2 separate regions of the Mus musculus genome follow, and region 2 is linked to region 1. A link is a loop called in an ENCODE intact Hi-C map of the cell type or tissue named here. Cell type or tissue: left cerebral cortex. All regions are shown on one strand.

What was found. Hi-C counts contacts between places; a loop is a spot of excess contacts. Peaks named below come from ENCODE experiments on the same cell type or tissue, not always from the same donor. Only the 100,000 strongest peaks of a DNase experiment are listed, where the experiment ranks them.
Region 2: a loop joins it to region 1, with 6 times the contacts of the local background. A loop is called at or near these places in 8 of 42 quality-filtered maps.

The regions. Positions count from the first base shown.
Region 1 is chr2:9,878,586-9,881,085 of GRCm38, reverse strand. It overlaps Gata3 (GATA binding protein 3), which reads left to right and starts at 2,486. Exons shown (of 6, transcript NM_008091.3): 1 at 2,486-2,500. In left cerebral cortex, a CTCF peak has its summit at 1,308; DNase peaks (open chromatin) are centred at 523, 1,392 and 1,875; H3K4me3 peaks cover 1,072 bases.
Region 2 is chr2:10,373,706-10,376,205 of GRCm38, reverse strand. All of the region lies in intron 1 of Sfmbt2 (Scm-like with four mbt domains 2), which reads right to left. Among named protein-coding and RNA genes, the nearest start is that of Sfmbt2, 4.5 kb to the right of the region's middle. In left cerebral cortex, a CTCF peak has its summit at 1,448; DNase peaks (open chromatin) are centred at 1,026, 1,404, 2,152 and 2,421; H3K4me3 peaks cover 1,889 bases.

The DNA of each region.
Region 1 (2,500 bases):
ATTACATGTTAAATACCCCCTACAGGCTGGATCCAGTGCCCGGGGCGCCTAGCCTCAGGCCCCCTACCCCTCTCTGCCAACCCTAAACTACCTCAGACCTGGAGGGGCCTATTAGATATTTTGTTTTTCCAAGGGAGGGGAGTGTCTTTGCATCCAGTCTAGCTCCTCTGGTGATTGAATTAAGACGAATAATCCTCTCCATCCCCACTACTACATCTATTAGAGAGGCGCCCCTACTAGGGAAGCCATCCTTTTCAGAAGTATATTCTTTTTCAGTCTTTAAAAATACGTTCTAAGCCGTATAGACTAACATGTTCAGTTCTTGGCGTCAGCAGCTTTCTTTCTTGTCTCCAGAAGGATTTCTTTTGCGCATTAAAAAAATTATTATTATTATCATCTACATCTCGGTGCCCGGGACCAAAGAGATATGCTTACTCGAGACTTTTCTCGAAGCTGTGAACTAGGGACTGGCTGACTGATGCCTTATACAACTCATGAGTGATACAGCAATAGTATTTTTCCCTTTTAAACTCTCATTCTAGATCTTAATCCCGGGCCTTTTAGCAAAAATGTGTGTGCGGTCTTCTCTGCTTGTTTATGGAATGGTTTCCGGTGAATGTTAGACAGCAACTAAATAATTAAAAGGTTTTGAGAGCGCCGTGAGCTGGAAGAGATGCTGGCAGCTTGATTGGCCCAGGAGAGATGGGTTGGTCAAAGAGTGAAAGTAAAAAAATCGATATTCTAAGACTGGGCCGCCCTCATAAACGTGGGACCAAGGGGTGCAGGGTGAACTCAGAAGGGAGGGAAGACTCGTTTTTAAAAAAAAGGTATCTTCGTAATTTGTATTTAGAAATTCAGCCTTGATTTCAGTCAAAGATCAGATGTAAAAGGGGGGGGGGTGTCAGGAGAAGCTCCAAACCCAAGCCCGCAGGGCACATTTCTAAATAAATTTTGTCTTCTTCAAGGGTTGTATTGTAAAAAGAACGCACCTTCCCTCTCCCCGCACTCCACTGGCTTCAAGGTAGATATTGATGGCTTTTCTCCACAGTAGAATAGAAGAAGTTACTTGGAACTTTTAAGAAAGGGCTTGTCGGGAATCCAAGTTTTGAATAAGTGGGAAATATTATGGGGTAAAGAAATGAAGAGGGGATGACGCCTTCAGTTCCAGTAACCCTCTAAAGCCAAGCTCTCTGCCCTGGAGGGTGGAATGGGAACACCTCTTACACTGCCCTGGGGTGCACCCGAAGTCTCTTTCGGACCTTGCTCATCCGGGCAGTGTTTTCTGGACCCAGGCTGCAGAAACCTCAACGCCACTAGGGGATGCAGTGACTCAAAGGACGGAACAGGGCCGCAGAGGTTGGAGCCCGTGGGGCGGGGCGACTGCGGCCCGGTCGTGGTATCTCCCGATGATTGGTCCTTACAAATGGCCCCGCCCTCGTCCGCCCAGCCTCTCTACTGGGCGTCTTCCAGCCTCTCTCCTGTGTCAGCTTGCGGCCCTCCCACCAGACCCTGTCCCAGAGACCCAAAATGTCCAGGGAAGTTGCGGCTGGGTCCACCCCGGAGGTCAGGGTTGGATATTATAGAGGGGACCGTTTTCCTCGGGTGAAAGCAGAATAAAGTAGCACCCCGAGCTAGGCGAAGAGAAAAGTTAGGCTATCGCAGCAAAGATCAAGTTAGTTGTACACGGTACTTCGGGGACCAGTGAGCCTAGGTCTCGCTAAGCCAGCTTTTTATGCATCGCGTTGTCACTAAGGTCAAAAGCACACATTGATGATATCATTAGATCCGAAAAAGACAGCTGCAACAGCTGACGCTGTTCGTTCTGGAGAGGTTTGGGAAAGCAAGCAGAGACCATAACAATAACGCGGGCGTCCGAATCAAAGCCCAGGTCCTCCGCGCGATTCAGCAGCCTCCCGGAAAGCTGGTTCGGAGGCAAATCTTCAGTTACTTCGCCATGAAACTTTTCTAATCTGTTTTACATGCACATAGCCCCTAAGCTGATATAAACTGAAAAACGTTCTGGCTTGAATCCTAATTTAAAAGTTTGCTCATTTTTAAAAAAGTATCGAAAAGTCTGCTTATGGAAATTAGCTTTATGAATGGGGCAGCCGGGTTTCACTCGTACGGAATAATCTACTGAGCCCGAATGAATCGGCTTTGCTACATTTAAAGGGCCAGAGAGCGAATTCCCTCCTGCCTGTCCCCTCTGCCCCAAGCCCGGGCGGGCCTCGCCCACCCTGCCCGCGGCCCCTCTGCCCTAGGCGGCCCTTGGCGGCGCCCCTTTCCGGTCAGTAGAGGGGCGGGAGGAGGGGCGGCGGTGTGCCGGGGTGGGTGGGGGGGATGGGATGGGGGTGGAGGTGAAGTCCTGGAGCGGGTTTGGGTTGCAGTTTCCTTGTGCTGAGGATCGTGTCCCCTCCTGCCAGCGCCAGGCTCCTCCCCCTCGGCGCGGATGACACTAGAACCTCCTTAAGTTGCGTCGCGCCACAGCTGTCTGCGAACA
Region 2 (2,500 bases), 500 kb before region 1:
AGACAGCCTGGCCAACAATTCCTTTAAAACACCAAAGCCTCTCTCCCTGTTTCCCACTACCTAACAGCTCAACTACCATCTCCCCAGAAAAGAAGCTAGCCCCCTTTTCCCCCCTCAATGCCTGCTAGAACTTCAATCCATTCATTTGGTAGTCAGGCCAGCTCTTTTGACTATGGTACCAGGATGGAGAGATGAGAGTGGCAGGCACTGACCATGGTTTACAATCTAAGATCAGTGGGCACTGATCCAAAGTAGCTTCCCTAACCAAGGGCCAAGAAAGAGCTTCCCTTCCCCGTTGGCATCTACAGGTTGGGTGTCCCAAACCGCGCGGTGGCCAGGCACATGGGAAAAATAGGGAGCTAACAGAGTGAACTAGAAGTCCAGGAACTGAGCCAAAGGTGCACGAATGTCCCTAGCCGCTCCTTCCTGGAATCCTACCTCATCCATCCAACTCCTCAATATCCCTAAAACTCCACAAGAGAAACTCAAGAGTTTGGGCACTCTCCCGAAACCAGACTTTCCTGGCGTTGACTCTGAACTCCTGGATGCGGCACTGACATCAAGGAGGAGCCCTCACAGGGCTTCTGAGATCTCCCTTTGATTTAATGCGCAAAGGTACTACACTCCAAGTGCCCCAAATCCCCTCTGTGTAGCGATGGTCGCTTGCACTCAGCTCCTCCTCTTCCCACCGCTCCCAATGGAAAAAATAAAAAATAAAAGGGGGAACACTTGGGCCCTGCGACAATCCTCTGGAATATTCCTTGGAATTAACTGGATCCTCGCTTCCATGGGCCGACCCAATGCAAAATTGTAGATTTCGAAGCCTTCAGATGAGCTGTGCCTTCGTCAGCGGAGGAAGAGGGGAGGGAACCATGGTTGAAATTGCAGTTTACAAACACAGAACCATTTTGTGTTTGTCCCCACCTCAACAGAACCCACGGCTGTTCCCCGAGGACGTGCCTACGCGCAGGCTGGGAGTGCCGGGAACGCGCCGCGCGCTCCGCTTGGGAAGACGAAATGCATCCTGTCCCGCCAGCCAGCAATCGCTCAGGTCTCCCTGCGGTCTGTAATTCCTATCTTCCATCCACCCGACACCGTGAGCAGACTGGACCCCCGGACTTTGCAGAGTCTGAGTGACCCAATAGAATCACCCTCTGGCTTCTTGAAACTGCCGAGTGACCACGTTGTCGCAGTAACTACAGACCTGGCCGGTGCCTTTTTTAAAAATGCCTTCCCGACCTCGCCCCTTGCGCTTTCACAGTCGCTGGCGGAGTAAATTCCTCCCAGAGGAGCCCTCACCAGAGACCACAAGCGACTGGCGCGTGACTAACGCCCACTCTCCTAGGGTCTTTTCTGCTGGACCCGCGGCTCTACCCTACTCCTTTGCTGCGTCGTGGACACGGGCGACCCCTGTCGGGGACCCTGTCCCTAGTTAGGCTACTACAATCTTGCTTTGAGTGCCTTTTTTTCCAGGTCCAGGTTAGCTGGCTTTCCTAAGAACCCCCAGAGTGACTCCAATTTTTCTGTCTGAATTCCACTTCAAGACCTCCCCATACGCACCCAGACCCTAGATGCAAACTGTTCCCTAGCGCTCCAAGACTACATCCTAGCTCCGATGGAGGGCGCCACTCACAGCAGTCCAGTGGGTGGCCAAACTGGGCAAGGGACAATTCCTTCCTAAAATGCACTCCCCAGCCCTCACCTTGCTTAGAACGGGAAAATCGAAAGTGACCTGGCAACTCTAAGGCTTGACCTTGTTTGCCTTTTCCTGGGAGGTCTGCACTTCCCCCACTAGGCCCCCTACCACTCACCTTTGCGGAGAGTGCAGCAAAACAAGGGCCAATCACTAAATGTGCCTCAGACCTAATCTCGCCAGCACACAAAATCCCATTGGCTGCACGCAGCCCTCCCGATTGAACCGAGTACCCTGGACAGTTAGTCTCTTTAATAATAATAATAAGCACCTACTCGCTCCGCCCATTCCACGCAGGATTCAACGCTGAGGAAGAAAGAAAACACGTCCCCTAGAAAAGGGAAATTAATCATTCCCTCTGCCCTCGTGGATGATGCACCTCGTGTCAGCAGTTTGTCACGTCAGATCGTGGCAGAGTCTGGTTCCGAGACTCGTACGCACGTTGGCGTGGGGGAGGGGGCTTCTTTAAACACACCCTAGCGACCGACTGCACGTGCAGAGTTTGTACACGACCCCACAAGCACACACACCAGGCAGTTGCGCTTGGATACCCTCGTTCTGGCCCGAGGCAACCCTCCACCCTAGATCCTCTAGCAATGGACTTCGTACAGATAAACCACGGAAAAAACTGGAATACCTCGCCCCACCTCTTTTTTCCTATTTAATTCGCTAAAGCAGCTCCTGGAGTAACCAAAGAGAGTAGAAACTAAGGCGTGGCCACTTCAGTTGGGTTTTTTCCCACCTCAAAACCTTTATTTTCAGTTTTTAAAAGCCACCTTAGCCCGCCATATTGGAACTGGCACGGTG